Linked DNA regions of Mus musculus: all the other regions are linked to region 3. The links are chromatin loops, found by intact Hi-C in ENCODE. Cell type or tissue: left cerebral cortex. All regions are shown on one strand.

The links. Peaks named below come from ENCODE experiments on the same cell type or tissue, not always from the same donor. Only the 100,000 strongest peaks of a DNase experiment are listed, where the experiment ranks them.
Region 1: it touches region 3 in a loop (2.9-fold over the local background); 7 of 42 quality-filtered maps call a loop at or near these places.
Region 2: it touches region 3 in a loop (6-fold over the local background); 22 of 42 quality-filtered maps call a loop at or near these places.

Annotation. Positions count from the first base shown.
Region 1 is chr8:126,751,371-126,755,370 of GRCm38, reverse strand. No RefSeq gene overlaps it. Among named protein-coding and RNA genes, the nearest start is that of Gm45805, 5.0 kb to the left of the region's middle. In left cerebral cortex, no CTCF peak of the experiment used is centred here; a DNase peak (open chromatin) is centred at 2,071; H3K27ac peaks cover 322 bases.
Region 2 is chr8:126,592,120-126,596,119 of GRCm38, reverse strand. It overlaps Irf2bp2 (interferon regulatory factor 2 binding protein 2), which reads left to right and starts at 2,134. Exons shown (of 2, transcript NM_001164598.2): 1 at 2,134-3,680. The coding sequence starts at 2,684. It overlaps Gm31546 (a long non-coding RNA gene), which reads left to right. Exons shown (of 2, transcript XR_388210.1): 1 at 1-245; 2 at 458-1,855. In left cerebral cortex, a CTCF peak has its summit at 1,507; DNase peaks (open chromatin) are centred at 2,032, 2,853, 3,144, 3,523 and 3 more places; H3K4me3 peaks cover 3,738 bases; H3K27ac peaks cover 3,758 bases.
Region 3 is chr8:126,496,099-126,500,098 of GRCm38, reverse strand. It overlaps Gm51605 (a long non-coding RNA gene), which reads left to right. Exons shown (of 2, transcript XR_003947621.1): 1 at 1-2,811. Among named protein-coding and RNA genes, the nearest start is that of Gm51605, 2.6 kb to the left of the region's middle. In left cerebral cortex, CTCF peaks have their summits at 2,428 (motif pointing left) and 3,936 (motif pointing right); DNase peaks (open chromatin) are centred at 1,952, 2,364 and 2,820; H3K4me3 peaks cover 505 bases; H3K27ac peaks cover 1,244 bases.

The sequences.
Region 1 (4,000 bases), 260 kb before region 3:
AAAGTTTTAGGATGATACAGGGGTCTTGGGTCAGCTAGACAAACAAACATAGACCCCACATCTGCTCATATGGAGCCAACACTCACAGTAGATTCATCATCATATCTCTCTCTCTCTCTCTCTGTATGTATGTATGTGTGTGCATATGGAGAGCAGAGGTTAACACTGGGCTCCTGTGTTTGCCTTTCCAGGTGGGAGGCCACACCCCTGTGCTTATGTGGATGCTGAGGACAGGATTTCTGGTCTTCATGCTTCTACAGCAAGTTCTTCATCTTTTGAGTCATCTCCTCAGCCTCACAGTGAACTTGCACCCACAGAGGATTAAGATGGATCACAGTACATTGGGTTAGCTCATTTCACATATCAGATATGATCTATCCATCTGATAGGGTCATGGGTATGAAACACGGGAAGATGTGTAGGGCATCTATGTGAAATACATCTAATGGCGTTTTTCACAGGCCTGGTCCCTGGCTGGCCGTCTACTGATCCTGTTTACAGACAGTCACCTTCTTGAGTCATCAAGATTCTCCTCACATCCCTCACTGGTGTCAGCACAGCTAGAGCAGGGCCGTGGAGCATGCATCCCTAAGGGTTAGAGCTTACCTCACCTCAGCCTCCATGCCAAGCAGGCAGGATGCTGCCAGTAAGCTAAAAATGCACGGGAGTCGTTTGGGTGAAGTACAGTGGGGTTTGTGTTTATGTTGGGTTAAGGTGAGCCCGGGCCTAACTGTTGCCCAGTTGGGTGGTGAAGGAGGACTGTAGGAGAAACCGGGGCACCCAGGGTTCTCCATGGCCCAGAGACGCCCGATGACACTCCCAGTGACTGCTGCTGTCTATGACAGATTGTCTGGGAGCACACCTCACCTTCAGCTTATAAATAGAATCATGTCTGAGGAGATCTGCACAGTGGGCAGGTGCCATCTGTGCCAAGGTTTTGTTTGTTTGTTTCTTCACTTGGCTTCCATCCAGGGTTGAACACAGAGCTGATCGCTGGATGGGGCCATAAGTAAACAATAGATCCATGGTGTGGTTTGAAGATATGAGTTTCCCATGACACAGCTGTAATGGCCCCGGTGTCCCAGTGGTACATTTCAGCCCTTAAAACAATAAATCCTGGTGCAACATTGTATCTATTGCATTGTTTAAGGAAACTAGTACCAGTTACAAAGAAGCTGCTTAAAACATACCCATGGCCCCGTATATATGCCTTTTCTAAGGGAGGTGGATGGCTGAAGAACCCAAGCTCCTCCTATATTGTTATTCTGTATGCCCTATACCCTTTTAGACCTCTGTCTAGAGGCAGAACTTGATGAAGATGATACTTACCGTATTCTGGAATGATGGGGGAGACATACCCTCATGCCAATCTTGCACTATGGAAAGTACCATGCTGGTGTGGCTGGGCAGTTAGCCTCCTCTGCCATGATAATAGCATGAACTTCCATAGCCTCAGTCTCTGCATCTGTCAGATACAGGACAACGGAGTCTGCTTCTGAAGGTTACTGGAAGCACCAGCACTGATTCATAGAGGTTTTGCTGGGCCACAGTCAGTGCTATAGATGTTACATTCAAGGCTGTGACCAGTGCCAGAGAGAAGGGCTCTCTCACCATCTGGAGGCAGGGAGTACATCCCCACCCCAACTGCTTTCAGTTCTATGCCCATGCCTCGCTTCTGCCTGAACAGGCCTCCTAATGACCATTATGCAATATGCATTCTGTGTTTTGATTATTATGCTAATGCAAGCCTATTTCATTGTGATTACAGTGTGATATGTATTATCTATTCTGATGATTATGTATATGCAAATGAATAGCTCACTCAGACATGTGTCTCATAGGCTCAGTCTTGCTAGGGCACTGGCAGAAGCTTTTAAATGTTGCCCTCATTGTTTGCCATTGTTCAAAATATCTTCTATTAAAAAAGCAATGCAGGTCATTGTAAAAATGGCCAACACACAGACAGCAACAGAATGGGACTCAGAAGCCACTTTCCCGCCCTCTTCTTTACTTGTTGCTTGGATAAGTAACCGTTGTGAACAGTCTGGGCAAATCTTTCCAGAAATATTCTGTGCTTAGACACAAGCTATATAAATGCTTCTACTTTGCACAAAAGCAAATCACACTGAAATGTTATTTTTCTTTTCCACTATTTTGGTGTCTGGTCTAATTTAGTATTTTTAACAGTCAAGCAGAAACCCACGATGGAGATGGCTGTAGTCTTTCTCCTCAGAGAAGAGATGTTTAGGGATTGTTGCCAAGGTATCAAATTTCTCTTTTTTTTTTGAGAGCTAAATGTGTGTGTTCCCTAAACCTGCTTCCATCCTATCACAGATACTTCCAAACCACAGACCCATAGGAAGAGCCCACTAGCTTCCCATTATACCTCTGCTGTGGTTCCCAGAAGTAGATGAGCCTGGTCCCAAAGCATGTGTTATGAAGAGTAAGTCCACAGAGGAATCAAGGGGTCAAACACCCCCATCCTGTGCCTGCAGCCTCAACTCCCCGGAAGAACAGAGCACCAGAGATACTTGGTTTCCCTTCAAAGACACGGTTCAGGGCTCAGTTCATTCCAGTCTAGGTTCTCAGCACAGCACAAACCAATGGCTTGTGCAACATGAAGAAGATTTGGTCAGAGAGCGATATTTTTGGGTGTGTGTGGGGGTGACTCTCCTGTCTCCTTGAAAGAAATAATTTGGTTGTGGTGGTTTGAATAAGAATGGTATGCCATAGGATCATATGTTTAAATGCTTAGTCATCTGGGAGTGGCAATATTTGAAAGGATTTAGTGGGGTGGTCTTGTTGGAGAAAGAGTGTCACTGGGGGGTGTACCAGCTCTCTGAAATGCTAAGCAAGCCTCTAATTAAATGCTTGCCTTTATAAGAATTGTCTTGGTCATGGTGTCTCCTCACAGCAATAGATCAGTGAGCAAGACACAGACAGTTTAAGTAGAAGTTTACTCCAAAGACTCTAGAGGGGGAGGGGGAGGGGGAGGGGGAGGGGGAGGGGAGAGGAACAGAAGGGCCCGTGACTTAGATTATTTTGATACTCATTACAACTGTGAAACCCTCCCCAAGAGCAGGCTCCTATCGATGGACCTCCTAAAGCCAGTGCTTTGTCCCACTTTGAGAATTGCTGCCCTGGAACCTTCTATTTCTCTGTGCGTGTGATTTAAGCAGAAATACTAGCAGTCTCGGGAATGTGTAAGATTTCTGTCAGGAGTAAGTGAACTCTGTCTCTGAGCTGAGCCTTCCTGAACATGGGATGATATTTTTGACCACAATGATCCTTACGGAATGTTTTTCTCTCTGTTTTTTTCTGGAAAGAAAATAAAATGTATCCATTTCCAGTTACCTCTGTGGATAAGGAGTAAAGAACAAGGAAGTGTCCCGGGGCTCTCATTCCTGCAGATGTAGGGATCTTTTTATTGCCTAATGTGCTTTGGGCCAGACTTGCATCGGTCCTATTTTTAGACTTGGTGAATTTGGCCTCTTTTTCAACAGATCATATTAATGAACTACAGATGGGCCATAATTGATTCCTTTCTGTCACAATTATTTCACAGGCAAGCCGAATGCACTCAGTGTCTCCTTGGTGACTAGTTACCTGGTTCCTAAAAATCCCCACTAGATCTGCAAGCAGGTTTCCTTTTTGGCTTGGACAGTAGAGGACAGACTATCTGAGATGGATCCAGAAGTACTTAGATGTGTATTTGGCGTCCTTGGCAGTCACAGTGGATATTTGGGGATCTTGGTGACTCTGTAATATGTCAAAAGGAGATGCTTACACTTAAAGTCTTGGTGAGTGGAGGATGGGCAGTGTTACTGGTTCCCACGGGACACATTTCCATCTCAGGTCAACAGTCTCACAAGGACTTTACCTCCCTTTTGGTGACAGCTTCAAGCAGTGCTGTACATCTTGGATCCAGAATGCACTTTAAAGTTTTAGTTAGTGTGTGTGTGTGTGTGTGTGTGTGTGTAGGGTGCATGTACACATACAC
Region 2 (4,000 bases), 96 kb before region 3:
GGATCCAGGACCTACCTTAACCCCCTGGAGCCGGGTTGCTTTTTATGAAGGACAGCCCAGATCTAAAATAGCCTTTCCATTTTCCAGCAGGCAGGCATCTGGAGGGGGTGGAGGGAGGCTCCCCCCCCCCGCCCCCCCTGCGCACAGCTCTAACAGCTCAGTTTCAACATGAAGCCAGTGTGAAATACAAAGGAAATGCCGGTCTTTTGGAGAAGCTCCACTTCGCATTTCTCAAGGCAGACATTGTATGTACCTCGGCAATTCTATTTTGGGTTGTAGTGGCGGCTTTCCCTGGAGAGGGCATTGTGGGCTGCTGGCAGGTGGACCGAGTACAATCAGGCCAGGCTTTCAAGGGAGGTTCTGCTTTGTTTTAATGTTTCTGTGTCTGCCTAGTGGGCCATCTCTCAGGGCACTGAGATGACTCTGCAGTCAGGGCAGCTTCATCTCCTCCACTCAGGTTCTGCACGGTCAAAATCACGTGCTCAGATGAGTGACACAGGGTCTTGGAAGAGAGTGACCAGACTGACAGGTCCTGGAGCAGGTGCCCAAACCAGCTGGCACCAGCTGCTTCTGGGAATGGATCCGGGTAGGCCCCATTCCAGGCTTGGAGAGGGTGAGGCAGGCTTGTGACTGGAAGGGGAGCTGGGGAGGCCCTTGACACAGATGTACCTTCTCTGGAAAGCCCCGAGAGAGACGTTCAAGGTTAGCCTGTGGACGCCCTTGGCATCTGGCGCTAAGCTTTCTGTGCCACCTCCAACAGGTTTATTCTTGTGCTCTAAACAGCTCTCTGGGCTGCTTCTCTGTGGGGCGTGTTTCCTCTTGTGGCTATTCTTTGAAGCAACCTGGCATTTTTCAATAGCAGCCACCGGAGAAAAAAAGGTCAGCAGATTTTTCCCCCCTCCCTTTCCACCTTCCAATCCAGTTGTAGGAAAGCTAATGTACTTAGTACCCTGCTCTTCCCACACTTAACCAGCCCATTCCAATCTTGGGGAGAGAGGTGGACCTGCGTTGTTCACCACAAAAGCAAAAGCGGCTCTTACTCAGAGTAGTAGGTCTCAAATCAGAGCCTGACTGACCGACCACTGACAGCACACACCAGTCCCTGCTCCCTACCAAAGTGTACAATTCGGTGTTCCGTCCACTCTGGGCAGCCCTCACTGCCCAGCGTGGAAGGGAACAACGAAGCGATGCTGCCAGGCGCGTCTGTGCCCACTGGGCTAAGCCGGATGGTACAACAGACAGCCAAGTCCACCCGCCAGCGCACGCCCTAGGCGCAAAGGGGACAGCGCGCGCCCAGAGTTGGCCACTCGAAGTTCGGCCCCGCGGAGGCGGTGGGGCAGGGCCTACTAGCCAGAGACCGGGGGCGGGTCCTGAGCCGTGACGCGGTGCGCTGCAGAGCCCAGATCCCTGGAATGTGCACTAGCTCGGCGCGGCCCCAGGGCCCGCGGCGCTGGGCACGTCTTATGTGGAGTTTGCGCAGTGGCAGCGTCCCTTGCCCACGTCACGCGCTCGCTGCACAGACCTACATAAGACGCTGGGCGGCGGCGCCTGAGGAGCCTCGGGCCTGTGCGTCCTCCTTTCAGTGCACGCGCAAAAGAGGCCGGGCCTGCCTGAGCACTAAGTTTTTGTAAAACTTAAAGGGGCAGCGGCAGTGTGTAGTTGCTTCCTCGACCAAAACAGGGCAGAGTGTTGATAGCGTGCGCGCGCCCAGCTGAAGCCAAGTGAGACGCTAACAAGGAAAAGTCCAAAGTGCGCCTCGCTATGCTCCAAATTCCATGCTCAGGAGGCTGCCAGTAACCAAGTGATAAAGTGGCATTGCATGTAAAATAAAACAGTTTGCACGATTTAATCGAAAGAACAGGGCCATGGGTTGGAGCATCCTGGCTGGGTAGGCGGGGTGACACGGGACTCTTGGGGACGCGAGCTGCACACCTGCGGCGCTAGGGCCGCGTGAACTGGTCTGCGCCTCAGTCCCGGCGCGCACGCGATCGAGAAACGGAAGAATCCAGGGTGGCGCGCGAGAGAGCGCAGAGGGAGGGAGGGAGGGAAGGAGGGCGGGCGCACGGGGCCGCGCGCGCCAGGGAGGGAGGGGGCCGCGCAGGCGCCGTGCAGAGCTGTCGAAGAATCAAGTCTGTAGAAGTGGAGCGGCCGCGGCGGTAGCAGCAGCAACAGCGGCGGCGCAGGAGCTGAGGCGCAGTGGGTGCTGTGCAGCGGCCGCGCCGGGGCCCGGGACCGAGCTGCACGCCGCCGCGCGCGGCATGCCCCGCCGCTCGGGCTGAGCTGCCCCGGCGGCTGCCCCGCGTCCCCCGTACCTCGCGCGGCTCTGCGCCCCGGGCGCCAGCGCGACCTGCTGCGCTCGCGGCCCGTCTTTGCCCCGGTCTGGAGGCCCCAGCCCGCGGCCCCGGCCGAGCCGCCGCCCCCGCGCGCGCCGCGCCGCCCCGCCGCCCGTGGGGACCTGCAGGCGCGCCCCGCCGCGCGCCCGCCGCCCCTCGTGCCCCGGGGGCGCCGCGCGGGCGCCGCGCCGGCCCGGGCTCTGCCGCCGCCGCCTCCTCGCCTGCGGCCGCCGCCGCCGCTAGTCGCGCAGACGCGGGCTTGGGCCGGCCGGCGCGCGCGCGCGGGATCCACGGGGGGCGGCGGCGTCCCCTCACCCGGCTCCTCCTGCGGCGCGGCGGGCTGTGCGGACATGGCCGCGGCGGTGGCGGTGGCGGCCGCCTCTCGGCGCCAGTCGTGCTATCTGTGTGACCTGCCCCGCATGCCCTGGGCCATGATCTGGGACTTCACGGAGCCCGTGTGCCGCGGCTGCGTCAACTACGAGGGAGCCGACCGCGTGGAGTTCGTCATCGAGACGGCCCGCCAGCTGAAGCGTGCTCACGGCTGCTTCCCGGAGGGCCGCTCCCCGACCGGTGCACAGCCCGCAGCCGCCAAGCCACCGCCACTGTCGGCCAAGGACCTACTGCTGCAGCCGCCGCCGCAGCTGGGCCACGCGGGCGCCGAGGCCGCGCGCGCTCAGGCTATGGAGCGCTACCCGCTGGCGCCGGATCGTGCCCCGCGCCTGGCCTCCGACTTCAGCACGCGTGCGGGTGCAGGCCTCCCACAGTCGGCCGCGCAGCAGTCCGCGCCGGCGAACGGCATCCTGGTGCCCAACGGGTTCTCCAAACTGGAGGAGCCGCCGGAGCTGAATCGCCAGAGCCCGAACCCTCGGCGTGCACACGCCGTTCCGCCCACTCTGGTGCCTCTGGTCAACGGTTCTGCCGCGCTGGGGTTGAGCGGCCGTGCTGCGGCCACACTGGCCGCGGTGAGCGGAACACCGGGCCTGGGAGCTCAGCCCGCCGAGTTGGGCACCCACAAACGCCCGGCGTCTGTGTCGAGCGCGGCGGCGGAGCACGAGGCGCGCGAGCCGAGCAAGGAGAAGGCGCAGCCCGCGCACCGGAGTCCGGCCGACAGCTTATCCAGCGCGGCCGGGGCCAGCGAGCTGAGCGCCGAGGGTGCAGGCAAAGGCCGCGCGCCCGGGGAGCAGGACTGGGCCAGCAGGCCTAAGACGGTGCGGGACACGCTCCTGGCGCTGCACCAGCACGGCCACTCGGGGCCCTTCGAGAGCAAGTTCAAGAAGGAGCCGGCTCTGACTGCAGCAGGCAGGTTGTTGGGTTTCGAGGCCAACGGGGCCAACGGGTCTAAAGCAGGTAGGGGCGACTGCGGGGCGAGGGGAGAAGGGATGGAGGGCGTGGGGTTAGAGGCAGCGTTTGAGCGCCCGCCCACCCGTGTGTGTGTGTGTGTGTGTGTGTGTGTGCGCGCGCGCGCGTGCGTGTGTGCGCGTGGGTGGGTGGGTGGGTGGGTGGGTGGTAGGGATCCATTCTTCCATGCACAGTTTTGCCTTAATCCAGAAACAACAAACAGCCAACTTCCTGGTCGGCCCGGGGCTGAACCAGAGCTTAGTGGCAACGTGGTCCCTCTGCTGAACCAGCACAACAGGGATGAGTCAGAACGGGTTGATAGGCAGCGA
Region 3 (4,000 bases):
ATCCTGAAGTCTCAGTCTTCCAGCTTCAGCCTTTGACTTCATATATGGTCACATTTATTTAGCTTTCATCGTAGGGAAATTCTGGAGGGCTTGGGGAAATGACTAGGCAGGCAAGAACATCTGATGACCAAGCTTGAAGACTACGGTTCAAATCTCTAGTATGCGTGTAAGAAGCTGGGCATAGTCACACTTACAGGTAACCCCAGTGATGTGCAAGATGGAGACAGGAGGATTACCCGGGCTTGTCTACTGCCAACCTAGCTCTGGATTCGCTGAGAGGTCATCCTGTAGGGGACAAGGCAGAGAGTGACAAAGCAGGACACCTGCCTTCCTCCTCTGACCTCTACATGTGCACAGGTGTACAAAGCAACTAACACATATGTGTAACAACACACACACACACACACACACAGACACCAGGTCCATCTTGACTATGAAGTTCATGAGTCTATGAAACTTTGGTGCTGAGAGATAAACCCAGACTTTGAAGTCAGACTTATGCCAACTACTAAAGCACGTGTGACATTGGGCAAGCCAAGCTGCCTCGCCTCTCTAAACATTGGTTCTTCATGTGAGAGCCCAGGTGTGGATCTGGGAGATGACTTAGCTGGTAAAGTGCTTGCCCTGCAACCATGAGGACTTGAGTTTAATGCCCAGAATCCACACTAAAGAGAAAAACAAAACAAACACATACACAAAAAAACCTAGAAGTGTTGGCTTACACTTGTAGTTCTAGTACTTGGGACTTGGACTTTGGTGATTTCAATATGCTTGCCCCAGGGAGTGGCACTATTAGGAAGTGTGGCCTTGTTGGAGGAAGTATGTCACTGTGGGGGTAGGCTTGGAGACCCTCATTCTAGATGCCTGGAAGCTAGTCTCCTGTCTGCCTTTGGATGAAGACTTAGAACTCTCAGCTCCTCCTGCAACATGCTTGCATGAATGCTGCCAATGCTTCTTGCCTTGATGATAATGGGCTAAACCTCTGAACCTGTAAGCCAGCCCCAATGAAACGCTGTCCTTACAAGAGTTGCCTTGGTCATGGTGTCTGTTCACAGCAGTAAAACCCTAACTAAGACAAGGACTCAGGTAGATAGATCCCTTGGCCTCACTGGCCAGTCAGTCTAGTCTGCTTGGTGAGGTCAGATCAAAGAGTCTCAAAAAAATAATACAGATAGTATGAAGAAAGGACACCTGGGATTGCCTTCTGGCCTTTCACACACATGTATACACATACAAGCAACACATACACACAGGCACCCATAGGCATATGTGCACACATACACTCACACAAAAGGTTCAAAGCCAACTGCCAAGCATTGCCCCGAGTATGGAGCATGAAACTGCTTATATAACATATGGGAGAGAGAGAGAGCCTGGTGCGGGGCAGGTGCCAAGGTAAATATCCGATCCAGCTGCTCTCTATCCACTCCAGTTTCTGATGGGTCAAAAGCACAGCCGGTAATAAACACAATGTTGCCTCTGTCTTCGCTTCCTTTCACTCCTGGGGTCCTGCTTCAGACAGAAGGAAGCAACAGCAAATATCAGAGAACCCTATTGAAAGTGTCACTCATCCATTGAAACGTCCTTTCTATTCAAGAATGTGATGATTAATTATTCATTGCTTTTGGAGTTGAAAGCAAGGACAGGGCTCTCTGCCTAAAAGCCAGAGCTTGACAACAGTAGATTTTCAACGGCCAGATTTTGGTCATGGACTGGTTCCTATGGGATGGACCCCAAGTCTCAGATGTGCAGGGCCGAGAGGCATGCAAACTTCAAATGGAGCGATTGCTCCGTGCCCTCCGTGCCTGCGATGGATCTCTGGGAGTTAATTCCCTGCATGGGTGGCCCGAGTCCTTTGGCCTCCAGCCCCATGGCTCATTCCGCCACTCTGGGCAAGCAGTAACCGCCCACCCCAGTGCAAGTCTTTCTTTCACGGCTCATGGCATGAACAACTCATTAATTCTCCAGGGCCGAGGTTGGGGATTACGTCAGTCTTACACCCCACTGTAAGTGGTCTAAATGCCAGGGTAGCCGTGTTTGCAGGGCTGCATTCGTGCCAGGGGTGCAGATCTATCAATACATAGTTCTGAAATATGCTTCTCTTCCATCGGGTGTGCTTCTCCTGGGCAGCAGATTTCAAAATGGAAGCTCAGTGCCTAGCCAGAACGCAGGCTCGGGAGCGCCTGGAGGACTCTTCGGGCCTCTTCAGGGTAGGTGAGATCTTGCTTGCTATGTCCCCAGGAGGAACAGGAGGCAGAGCTAAGCCAGGCGGTGTGGAGTTTCACACATGTCCCCAAAGACGAGCTTCCTGTGGTGTAGACACGGGACTGCTGCGGGAGGAGGGGGAGTGTCGGGCAAAGGAGGCACAGTGACACATTTCCTGAGGCCCTGGGCTGTGAGCCTGCACAGCGGGGACAGAGTGCCATCTGGTGGTCACTGGCTAGCATTGCAGGTACCATCCGGGCCTTTTTCTCATTAATGGAGAACTCAGAGGGAACTCATTTGGGCTTTTTAAAGATCTGTTTCAAAACACCAACGGAAGACAAGGAGGTCAGATGTGCCCGCTCCTACTCATCATTATACCTCCGGATACTCACTGCCTCACATCCTTCTTGAACCAGACAACGACTTCAATGGCTTCAAGGCCAGTTTTGTTTAGTTTTTAGAGACAGGGTCTCAAACTTGCTATGTGTTCAAGAAAGACCTTGAGGTTTTGGTTCTCCTGTTTCCACCTCCTGAGTGCTTGAATTATAGAGGCACATCATCACACCATCGTGCTGGGGATCAAACCCAGGACTTCACGGCTGATAGGTAAGCATTCCAGCAACTCAGCTGCACCCCAGCCCCAGGGCCAGCACTTGACACGAGCTTACAGCTCTGAGAAGTCTGCCTTGCCTTACACCCTCCCAGACCATGTTCTCCCTGTCACGACTCCACTAACACTTGAGCACAGGAGTCCCTGTCTCACCCCTGCCTGAAACATATGTACATTCTTCTCTAGTCTGCTGAACCCCACACTTTTCAAACTCCACCTGTGGACATGTTGACACCCTCAGAACACCAGCCTCATGGGTGTTCATGCTGATAGACCAGATCACAGACCATATCAAGAGCCTCTGATACCTGGAGGAGGCCTGACATGTGACCAAGTAGCTGTGAAGATGGCTCTGGCTTCGGTAGTCGTGTCCCACACGATGAGTGATTCAGTTAACATTTTCTTTGTTCTGGGGCTAGAAGTCTGAGGTTAAGGCCTTCTTAGAGTTGGTGTCTTTGGAGGCCTCCCAAGGGCACGGTACAACCGTTATCTCTCCGTGTCCTCAGTGGTCTTTACTCTATGACTGCCTGTACCCTAATCTACTTCTTATAAGGACATCAATCATGTTGAAATAGGACGTATCCTCCTGACTGCTTTTTATCTTAGTCATCTCTTTGAAGGCCTTGTCCCCAAATGCATCCATCTTCTGAGGAAATGATCTTCTGGGGATTAAGACTTGAGCATTGTGTTGCCTCTGCCCCTGGTTACCCAGTAGACTCGATGGGGGGATCCTATTGCTGAAGACATCACACACATAGGCTACTGGAAATAGAGAAATCAAGTTAGTAGGGACCAGGAAGCTTCAACCCTGTGGCCAGCTCTCAGTACTGAAAGGCAGTCAGGGCTAACATGTCACCAATTATCTTTTCAAGCTGAGAGCCCTGTGAATAGCAGTAATTGTTATGCTATTGTTTCCAGTTGGACTTGGGGCCAACTCCACAGGAGGAGACAGATGTCTGGTACCACAAATCTGTCCATGTGCTGTGGTCAGGGAGCCCCAAAGATCCCAGAGAGAACATACTGCTTATTATTATACTAAATAATCAAATTGCCCTTTAAGATTTATTTACTTACTTTGTATGTGTACATCGTCGCTGTCTTTAGACACACCAGAAGAGGGCATCGGATCCCATTACAGATGGTTGTGAACCACCATGCAGTTGGTGGGAATTGAACTCAGGACTT